2 separate regions of the Homo sapiens genome follow, and region 1 is linked to region 2. The links are chromatin contacts, found by Hi-C or POLR2A ChIA-PET in ENCODE. All regions are on one chromosome and are shown on one strand. The core of a region is the stretch at or near the end of the contact, and the rest is flanking DNA. Distances in the headings are between cores, read along the strand shown. Region 1 overlaps EBF1 (EBF transcription factor 1). Region 2 overlaps EBF1 (EBF transcription factor 1).

Region 1 (5,941 bases), core at 1,207-3,706, 230 kb before region 2:
AAATACTTTGAGTGTGACCAAACTCCACTATTGTTTTTATTTATCTTGAAATCTTGGCACATTTATGTTTTATGTTGCAGTCTTTATTATAACTTTGAAGGGAAATTTAATTGATTTGTATCTGATGCCCACAAAAGCTAAATTTCAATCATTTTCCATTTTTAAAAACTGAGTATGTTTTAAAGAATCTATCTTCAATCTAAAAAAATAAGTAGGACCCCAGGTCAGAGCTCATGAACACTAACATGTTTATATTCTAAAAACTCTTGACTAATAGTTCCATTGTTTTTTTTTCCAAATAAATATGAAGGATGCACATATTCAAAACAATAACAAAAAAAAAAAAAACTAGATCTAAAGAATACCCTACTGGGGACTTAATCCCACTCCTGGAAATGGCTCCTACTGGTGGGTGAGCTCTAGAACGTGCTCACATTTCTCTAGTCACCATGGAGGAGGCAAGTCCTCCAAAAGCCCAAAAAGGGGAGAAGGGAAAGAAAAAGAAGAGAGGAAAGGAGAAAAACACATGCACACCAAAATAAAAAAATACATATATCCCCTTTAAAAAAATGAGCATTTAAACTGCTTGTCAGATGGTTTCCTGACAAAGCCACTAGAGTGTATTCACAGGCATTTGCATAAATGCTGCCTGTGAGTTCACCATAGCTGCAAGCGCTAATGGTACATAAAGTAATTTAGTCACTTCTCCCGGCATTCTATGTCAGAATGATGAGCACGGGCACTTTGCCTTGTTGCATATTAGATCATTAGATAATAAAGTGTTAGCGCATGCAAGCTGACAGGGGCTCTGCACCACAGTGTTGTGAGGGCACCGCATTTTGCCACAGGGGGAAGAAACAGAGAAACTGATGCCACAGTTGGCCTTGAATTCAAGTAAACACAACCTGGAACTCAGGGGAACAACAATGCCAATAGCAACACTCCTCAGGCCCCTCAATGACTCCCCAGAACACAGTCTTCATGAACTTGCCCAAATGACTGGAAGACAAGGCAAGTACACAGGGTAGCGCTGAACATAGCCTTGTGGCAGCCACTCAGCTCCTTTCATCCCGAGCTCATGCTTTTTCAAAAATTGGAACTGAGAGAGCAGTTACATTTTGAGGCTGCCTGTCTCCACGACTGTACATCTTCCATAAAGCTATTGCTTAAAGAAGAAACCTCACTAGGCTAAATGGTCCCATAAATATCCAGCCAAAGAAAATCTTGGTATTTATGAATGAAGAGAAAGTACGGGGGAAGACCATTTTCCACGATCTATAGCATGCCAGGATTCACTATCTTTGGACCATGCAAGAGTCTATGAAATAAATTTGCCTTTGTCAACTCTCATACTTGAATTACAGGGTCATTTATCAGAGCACAGGGGTTTGCGAGTCCATGGGTCACATAAGAAAGCCCATGCATGAATGTAAAGCACGATCTCTGTCTCTACTTATACACAGAAAGGTGAGCCACAAAAGGAAACTTCCTCCAACAGTCTGACAAGCAGGATATAAATAGAGATTTGCAGAATAGCCCAAAATAATTCAGGCTACCTGTAAATTAGATGGTAAAAAGTCCAGAATGGGGGAGAACGTAGGTTCCCACAGGTCACAAGAGGAGAACATGCTTTGCCGTCTCACCATGCGGTAGCTGTTTGAAGGCGGTGGGGGGTGGGAGCGGAGACACAGAGGGATGAGGGTGTATGATTCTCAAAGTCTTTTAAACAGAGCATTTTGAAATAGGACTTTTCAACAGCAAAATAAAGTATTACCCTCACATCAACATGAATTAGCATCTAGGTCCACTCCCACACATTACCAATGAAAGAGTTCAATAGTCATCCTTTGCTGAGTAGATATTTATGTGTCAGCCTGAAGTGTCTAAATGAGTGGGTGGTTTTGTGTGGTTGGTTGACTCACTCTGCAGAGAAGCAGATTTCTATGCTATTGTCATTACTAAGAATTTGAACATGTCTACCCTTTCTTTCCACTGGAGAGAAGTGAAATAAGGCTTCGGTGAAGGCAAAGCCCCTTGCTGAAGGAAATAGGACATACCTATGTCCCCAAGGATGGCCAACCACTTACACAGTGAAATGTCACCATTTTTTGAAAAATATAGTAATATGGCCATCTGTGGACTCATAAACTGAAGCAGGTGAATAAAATGCTGACTTTAAAACTTAGAATAATATGACACCCCAACTGAAATATTAACACTCTTAGAAGAGGGAATATCTGAGCTGGGAGGAAGCTTAGAGCTGTGTTGATCCAGAGGTCTCAAACTGTTGACCTGTGGCTGCATTCTTCCTAAGTGGCTTTTTTCCCCCTCTCCTCCCTTCAGTGTCCAAAAATTTTGTAATTAGTTACCAACAATTAAAAATTCACTGTTGCCAAACTGGAACATCTGGCCCCACTTGGGCTCTCATTCCCCTTAGCAACAACTGGCTGGGGCCGAGGGGCACCAGAGCGTGTACTTGCCTGTCTTCTCAGCCTCCACCCAGCCCACTTCCCTATCTACATTACCTGCCCCCACCCAAAGCACAGATTTTTTTTTAAACTCTCCTACAGATCATCACCTTCATTTTAACAAGGAGGAAATCAAGGATCCCAAAAGCTAAAGCGATTTGTCCAAGGTCAAATAGAGGCCAGAGTGAAACTAAATTGAATTTGGGGTTCCTGGTACCTATTTCAAGACCTAGTCCTTTATCATGCTGCAAAATAACGTTACTGATCCTCATTGCCTAGAGGGATCCTTTAGAGAAGGCTATATTCTATGTTTGCTTTTGGTTTTTGTTGGAGGGATAATTTGCCTGGTGTCAGGAGCTTTCTCACTGGCTTCCCAAGAGCAGAAATAGGAGCTGGGTGTGGCCTGAGCATATTTTGAAAGTGTGAACCCAGATTTCAAACTGACAGTCAAGTCTGTCACCAGACTGGGCAGTACCTATTGCAACTAACCACCCACAGTCAAAAACATAACTTCAATCCTTAAGCAGCACTCTCCAAATCATGCCCACTGAGTATTTCCCTAATTTTTTCTTCCTCCTTTCACCTAAACACCTCTAGTCACACAATGCCTTAAGTGACTCCAAGGGTATTATAAAGACAACATTACTGTAAAGTGAGGATCAGAATAATTTTAAGTACAGAAATGGAACTAGGAATGTAATCATGAGCAGGTGTTTGAAATGGCCTCCTGCAAAATGTAATATCCATCCATCTCAGCACTAATGAAACCATAAAGAAGCAGCTTTTGAAAGATGATGGTTTACTTTAAAAAGACTGTAAAACTGGATGTGGTGAAGAATCCCTTCTAAGAGCATTACATCTGGCTAATTAATAAAAAGTACAGTTCGTGTGTTCCATAAGCACAGGGGAAAAAGCCAGGCAAAAATGATGAGAGTGGCGTGTTTATTAAATTGGGATGCTGGCAGAGAAGGGAGTTTTCTACCTTGTAAATTATGGGCAACTCCTGGCCCATGGAAAAAAGCAGGCAATCAGGTGATCATTTGTGTGGTAGTGTTCTGAAAAGAATCTTGCTGACCCTAGCAAACTGGAAAGGGAAGTGAGGGAAATGGGTTGAGAGTTTGAGGCAATTGAAGAAAGTCTAATATGGTGACTGGTATCCAGCAGAGCCTCAGTCACTCATTCTTGGATGGACGGATGGACGGATGGATGGATGGATGGATGGATGGATGGATGGATGGATGGATGGATAGATGGATAGATGGATAGATAGATGAACGGATGGATGGATGAGTGGAGAGGAGGAAGAGTGGATATATTACACACACACATGCAGCACTGAAAAATTCAGGCGTGCCCCTAACCCAACCCATGGTTCTTCTGAGTGGCATTCACTTTCCTTGATTCAAATTTTTATCTGGTTTCCTTCAGTCCTCTCAAAGGCACCACTGATTAGCCATAATTCTCAAGACAAATGGGATTTCTCCCTACCAAAGTCTACTTACAGACAGCAAGTTCTATCACATGGTGAAGAGGTAAGAGTTAGGTACAGGGCACAGGAGGGACATTTGGTCTGGGCTTCATATTCAGAAAGCACCTCCAACCTCGACATTGAACCTGATCTCCAAATGAAGTTCAACAGGTGGTCACAGAGATACACCAGGAGGGTGGTAAAGAGGATGGGTTCATTATAAAACCTCAATGGTCAATTATAAACATGTCAAATATATCACAATTTTAGTGATACCAAATTGTGTGGCCTTTCCTTATTTTTCCCTTGGATTGGCCTTTCCTTATTTTGTAATCCAGTGGGAGCTTAGAATAAAGCAATGGTCCAGGCCTCCTTCTTTCTCTCAACCTGAAAGGAGGCAATATCAGCCATTTCCAGAGTAGAGAGTGGTCCCACAAGAAAGGTGGGCCTCAGAGATATTTTCCTGTCTTTAAATATTTGCCACCATATGTTGAAGAGAAAAAACCCTAGAGGACCAATCTTATTCAAAAAGACTTTTGAAATTTGAAACAGAATAGAACATGTGGTGGAGTGGAAGAAAGAAACCAAATATATTCACAGTTAAAGTAGCAATGCCAACCAATGAAAATGATTCGCCTACCATGTTCCAGATAAGAGGGCGTACCTTCCGAGGGGTCAAGCCTCCGAGCCCTCCGCCCATGCTTGGAATTATTATGGACAAACATGTTATCAGAGACTGCCAGGACATGGCCATCCACATTGACTGTCGTAGACACCACGACCTGGAGACATAAGAAAGAAATGAATGAACATTTTAATATAAAAGCGTGGTGGGTAATAAACTCAAGTTAAATAAATAACAGCTGGGAGCTGAAGAAAATTGCATAGCTATTTCACATAATAACTGGTGCTTATGCTGTACAAGTCTAACAAGAGGAGCTATTGATGAGTGGGTCTTTGGCATGGAACGCTTTTGATGCAGTTTTAAGTAAAATTGCACAGTTTATAGTTATACAGCAGAAGGTACACTGTTAACCATAATTTTAACAAGAGGATCTTTATTAGCATATTTTTTTACACAAGGGTGGTTGTGTTTCACCTAAATTACCCTTCAGTTTAGACACTGAAGCATATATCACAGTTGATCATGCAAATAAAAATCTTTTGAATCTTTAAAATATTTCTCCCCACTGTGTCAGGGTTAAGAGGATAGAGAAATGAAAAAGATTTCAGTAAGAGCAGGGATGCATTTTTCTCTCCTGGATGTCTTTTTGAGATTTCTTGTACGTTTTTCTTTCCACATTAGTTTGGTTCATCAGACCAAAGTCCCCCTCACTACTATTACCATCACCCCACCCCAAAAAATTCCTGCTAATTAAGGGTCTTAGATCTGTTTCAAATTAAAAAAAAAACTGGTGGGAATGGCCCAAGACATAATTTAGACACTGAAACCATCTCATAAAGTGACTGTGAACCCAGTTTGCCAGAAGAGACACAGGCAAAGATGTTGTCTCAGAGAACTTTGACTAAAACAATGAGAAGAAATGACCTACGCTTCTCCTTATATTAAATGGGGAAAGGGATTAAAACTGAAACCCACAGAGATATGTTTATTCATGCGACCTCTTACAACCAAATATAATAATTGTCTGTAATTGCAGCTTCAGCTCCCACCTCATGCTTTGACATGGGAAACAGCAATCAGCCCGCTCCCGTTTAATCCACCTATTATGTTGACTAATTAACTTTGCTCGACAGTTTATTTCTTCCTCCATTATCAGCCCCTGTCAGCCGCAAGCACCCTGCAGCATAGGGGAAACCTCAGGCTCTTTGATTGATCACCGATAGATTGACATGCAGATTAATTTAATTAGAATCACCTCACTTGAGAAATGAAAGACAATGGCAAGAGGGCTAATAGATCTGCTCTCATAATGAGGCGAGCCTCCAGAGCGAAGGCTGAGGATTTCTGATTTATTTTGCTCAATTCCCCAGTTGCTTGGAA
Region 2 (5,250 bases), core at 2,323-4,822:
CTCCAATCATGTCTCATTCATCTTTGCATCACCTGGACCTTTCAGGAGATAGGCACTATATTTTCCACATGCTCCATGTGGAAATACCTTATTCTCCAGAGCAAAATCATAACACCTGGTCCAACAGCATGAACACTCTTAGGGAAGAAGACAGAATGGTCTCCAGACATACAATGAGCACTCAACAAACATTTGTGGTATATGAATTTGTGCACTTCTTGATGGACTCAATGAAGAATCACCAGATGCCTCCTACACCCAAGTACGCAGTAGGTACTCAATAAAGAAAAAAGGATGGACTATCAAGCTTCCCTCCCCATAGGAACTTTACACTCAGCTTCTATAACAGATGCATCTGGTGCCTACCTCACATCCCTGTGTCCCACCTCTGACTTCAGCCACATGTCTGACCCTGACCACAACCTGCTATGTCGTGGCTTCCTTCCACGGCATGCCAACTCTGAAGCAGATGCCCAGCCTGCACACCAGCACCCTGGGACAGCCCTCAACCAAGAGGGGACAGGTGCCAGGAGATAATGCTCTAGCCTCTTGTACTTCTGGAGCCTGGCTCTAGGAGGCACATTTTACTCTGTCCCTTAGAAGATTCCAATGGGACCATGTACCAGCCACAGCAGTGACTCTGATAATACATCACTGCCTTACTTTTTCTTCCTTGCCTTTTTTCCCTCTTCTCTCTCCCTCATTTCCTGCTTCCTAAGATCATGCCCATATAAACTACCTGCATCCAAATCCCTGCTGAAGGTCTAATTTCTGGGGAACTGCAAACTAAGAAAGCCTCTGATCTAAGCCAGCCATTTCAGGATCCACAAGAGACTCTTTCACTCTGGCTGATGAATTCCACACCAAAAACAGGGTGAGGGCCGTTCAGCAACTTTTCAGTTCTGTTGTTCTCTGAGGACATCTGTGGATGTTTTCAGTGGAAGCAGTACACAGTAAGTGCTAAATACACATGTCTTCCAAATTAAATCCAGGTAAAAATCCAGCTTCTTCACAAGTAGTAAAAAGGAGGTAATAATGTACATGGCATCCCAAATTATTCATTTTGTCACACCATTCCCCTGCATTCGTCAGGATTTCATTTGGCTCCTTTTTCCAACCTTAGCCCAGCATGCTAGCAGGTATTTATCAATATATTAAATGCTACTTAAACTTCCTAAAATGATCCCAGAACAGTAAAGGGGAAAAAAGCTTCTGATTTAAAGCTAAACATACACAGCTATCCATTAGCATGACAATGTCTGCATTTTACTTAGACATTGCCATTAATAATGAAATGATGTATGATTTCCACTCCAGCAGCTCTTCCTTCCTTGCACAATCAATTATACATTTAAGAAAATACTTAGTGGATAGAAAGCTCCTCTAATTAAGCATCACTTGAGGGAGCTTGTGAGATTCTTAAAACTAGAAAAGATATCTCAGAGAAGTAGGATGGTGGAGGGAAAAAAAATCCACTCAAAATGTTTGAGTCTTGATTAGACAAACTCTCAGGCATTCTGAACCACTATGAAAGGAAAAACTCACACACACATATATTTTAACCCAATAGACTTTGAGGCGAACTAAATATTCTGCAAAATGTAAAAACTTTCTCTTTGTTCCAGCTAAGAAGCCAGGACTAAATTGAAATTAGATATTTTGGTTGAGATCCAGCCCCAGCCCCAGAATTGCTGTCCCTTTTTTGTCTTCCCTGTCAAAATCATTGAGGAGTTAAGATAGTTGGTTCTTCAGAACTCTGGAAATTGTCCAACGTTAGAATCAAATAGAAATAGCATAAGATTTCCCAGAAGGCAAAACAAGGATGGTTTTCCTCACTAAAATTATTACATATCACATCGTGTTCTTGGGAGGGGTGCTTATCTGGTGATAATCTCCAGAATGATTTTACATCCCGGTTGTCCTACAAAACTAACTCTCTCCGACACAGCACAGCAAATTCATTCAATTTGGTGGGTCCTAACGCTTTCTCTTTCTCTCCCTCTAGAGGCAGAAAATGAAGCACTAAATAAGGTTTAATTTCACGGCATTAAAAACAAAACCAAGGATAAGCCACTCTGACAGGAACAGAAAGCAGGCCTTGGAAGAAGGCAAGGAGTATGTCAAGAAAGTGGATACAGGAGAACCAGGGGACAGCGGGGAGAGAAGTAAACAAGAGGTTCGTTTCTCTTTCTCTCTCTCTCTCTCTCTCTCTCTCTCTTCTCTCTTTTCTCTCTCTCTCCTCTCCTCCCTCTCTCTCTCCTCTCCTCCCTCTCTCTCTCCTCTCCTCCCTCTCCCTCTCTGCATTGCTCTTCCTCTGCCCCTGTATCTATGACTCTGTATCCCTGTCTGTCTCTTCCTCTTGTTCTCTCTTGACTTCTACCCCTCCATGCTTCCCCACCAGGACCATCAGTCCTCCCACAAGGGACTGTCTCCCCTCCTGCCCAGGTGGCTTCTCCTACAAGAGGAGACAACAATAAATTTCCAGGACAATGTACGTGGTGTGGGTGTGATAAACATGTCACCAGAGACAGCAGATGTCCCTTGACTTTAGTGACTTGGCCTTCAGAAGCCCCTCCTTTCTCCAGCTCCCCTGGGCCCCTGAGTCTCAGTCATAGCTCTCAGAACTTTGGTCAACTGTGCTAGGCCACCAGTTACTTTCTGCACACAGGCCATAAGCATGTTTGTAACATACTTGTGCATGAACTCCCTTATAAGGGTTGACTGACTCCTGCCTCCGTTCATCCTGCTAGCCAGTCTGGCTGGGTTCAGCCAGGAGCCCTCCTTCCCCGCCAAGGCTTAGAAGCAAACTCAGAAGAAACCCAGCGGCAAGCAAGAATTGCTCCCGGAGGGAGTAGTGGGTACAAAGCTGGGTGCCTGTGCTCTTTTTAATTCCCCATTCTGGCAAAAAGAAAACCTCAGGTCTGACTTTAGAGCCTTTGACACATAATTGGTAGCCAATTTTCCTAAGTGGTGAGTCAATTTTCTGCTTGTGAAATGTAACTTTACCCTGGTGAACACCAGGCCCCAGGGTTTTCAGTGTGGCTTAACAGCAATTATACGAATGTTAGGAAGGGGGGAAGTGTTAAAGTCCCTACATTTACATTTGTTTTTTATGTTTTTACCTCTTAAAGGGATAGGAGAAGTCTCCTAACCAAGTAACCTATGAAAAACTCACCCAAAGACAGGCACAGGATATCCTGGGAAGGAAAACCATTTTGAAGCCGCACCACAAAGGGTTCCTTTTTTTTTTATTTTAATTCTCAAATATTCTCACAAGTAGTGAGATGTCACGGGGAGGGCACAACATTTAGAGGTCAAGGCATCCTTTTCCTGGTTCCCCTTGGGCTACTTTCTTTGCTCCCACCCTGTCCCCTCTCTCCCCTCCCCAGCCCCCCAAACAAATCCCCCGGTGAGCGCTAGGCCCCGCCTCGGGCCGCATTCCCTCCCCCTCCCCCCCGCTCCCGCAGCCCCCCACCCCCCCACCCCGCCGCCCGGCGGCTGACGGCTCCCGCTCCACATGTGCGACTCGTGTTTCGGCTTTCGCTGGCGACAAACTGGAGCCGGGGCCTTTCCGCTTAGGAGGAACTCGCTACGTGTCGCTAACAACAACACAAACACCGCCGGCCCGGCTCGGTGCTCCGCTGCCCACAGTGCGCTCGGCACCAGGGCTGGATTTATAGCAAGGAGCCCCGACTGTAAGAAGTAATTCATGAGTCCCCACAATGCCACTACTGAGAGGCATTCAGAAGGGGGGGCAAGACACGGGGTGTTCCTGCTCCGTGGCCTCCATCCCAGCCGATCCCGCTTTGCAGTTGTGCACAATCACAATCGCAGCCAGCAGTTTGCCCTCATTCATTTTGCACTTTTTCTTAATAGAGTGGGAGAAAGTCATCTCGGCCACCACCACCCTTTTATCACAATTTGTTGAAACCCCAAGAGGCTTAAAATACGTTCTTTTGCCATTTATAGTTGTAACAGTATTACATACAAATGTGTACACAAATCTGCGTGGTGCACACATACGCACAGGCTCATAAGACACACGCAAAAAAATTATTATTATTATGGGCTCTTCTGGAAGATTTAGTATATTTGTTTCAGAAAGACGTAAGAATTTTAATAAAACTAAACCTTATTTGAGAAGTATCTACCATGAACGCAATTTTGGAAAGGTGCAATAGGAACTAAATAACTGCTGTTAAAAATCATTTAGCTGAGAAAAATATGCATGCTAAGAATTCCACCAAAAAAAAAAGACATTGTATGCCACGTAGGTATATGTGTATTGCTTAGCAGCCACAGAAAACCTCCTATCTCAAATCAAAGAGAAAAACACTACACGTGAAAACTATCCTTTGGACGATTAGACTCCATTCCAAAAGATATAGAAAAAAAAAAAAAACCACAGCAAAAATACACACATGGATCTTTGTACCAGATTCTGTATTAAAAGATTGCTTGTCAGGTCCTATGACTACCTCCCCGAAGTCTGCTCTGTGGTTACAAGGTTTGGTGTTCAGTCCTCTGCAAATCAGTTCGGGGTTTCTCTAAATCTGAGCCACAGCCTGTCAAGATGATCCTTTGCAATACCAGCCTTTTAAATCCCACACTTTTGTTTTTTCTCCCTCGCTCTCAGAGGAATTGTCCTGCCTAGGTCAGCCATTCTAAGCTGGAATTCAGAGACTGGACGGATCCTTTACCATGAGAATTTGGAGCTGCAAACCTTCGGCAGAGCCCTGGGGAGGGATAATTGTTTTAGTGAAGCTCACTGCCTCCTCAGTGGTCCGTGAGACCCTGCTGAGCGTGGCTGCTTACCTTTGGCAGGAACCCAGGGCAGGTTCAGGAAACGGTTCCGTGTTCCTGCCCTTAGCTTTGTGTCAATGAAGCCTGGCACATCTTTTTTGTGGTTGTAATTTAAATGAGACAACCAACTGCACAGCTGTCTCGGTCAAATTATGCAGGGCCATGTGGCCTTTCTTCCATCTTTAAAAAGTCTGGGGCACCTCTGACCATGTTTGAAGGAAGCCCAGGGGAGCAATGACCAACAAAAGGAATAGCGATTACGCCAGCAAAGGATGGAAATTTGCCTAAATGAATATATTAAGGGCTGCGCTTAGAAAATGGAAATGTTAGTTTTTAAATAGAGGCAGAATAGTGTTATGATTAAAACCCTGATCTTTGGGGTCAGACACTGCAAGGTTGGCATCCCAGCTCCACCACTTAATAGCTATGTTGACGTTGGGCAAGTTA

What was found. A loop is a pair of places that touch in the nucleus more often than their neighbours do. ChIA-PET counts read pairs that join two places held with the same protein, here RNA polymerase II (POLR2A). Pooled maps may share reads with other maps.
Region 1: a pooled map shows a loop between it and region 2 (4-fold over the local background). The contact joins two enhancer-like sites. A Hi-C loop is called at or near these places in 1 of 168 maps with a recorded cell type or tissue (OCI-LY7), 19 of 37 single-sample maps with no recorded cell type and 7 of 50 pooled maps. POLR2A ChIA-PET finds 5 or more read pairs at or near these places in 3 of 52 experiments (B cell, GM12878 and OCI-LY7).

Annotation. Positions count from the first base shown.
Region 1 is chr5:158,818,600-158,824,540 of GRCh38, forward strand. It overlaps EBF1 (EBF transcription factor 1), which reads right to left. Exons shown (of 16, transcript NM_024007.5): 8 at 4,577-4,718. Among named protein-coding and RNA genes, the nearest start is that of EBF1, 280 kb to the right of the region's middle. Within about 2 kb of position 2,457, at least 4 of the 41 ENCODE cell types and tissues checked have a DNase peak (open chromatin) inside an H3K27ac peak, as active enhancers do; they include B cell, GM12878 and OCI-LY7, where a contact is called at or near this core.
Region 2 is chr5:159,047,964-159,053,213 of GRCh38, forward strand. All of the region lies in intron 6 of EBF1 (EBF transcription factor 1), which reads right to left. Among named protein-coding and RNA genes, the nearest start is that of EBF1, 49 kb to the right of the region's middle. Within about 2 kb of position 3,573, at least 23 of the 41 ENCODE cell types and tissues checked have a DNase peak (open chromatin) inside an H3K27ac peak, as active enhancers do; they include B cell, GM12878 and OCI-LY7, where a contact is called at or near this core.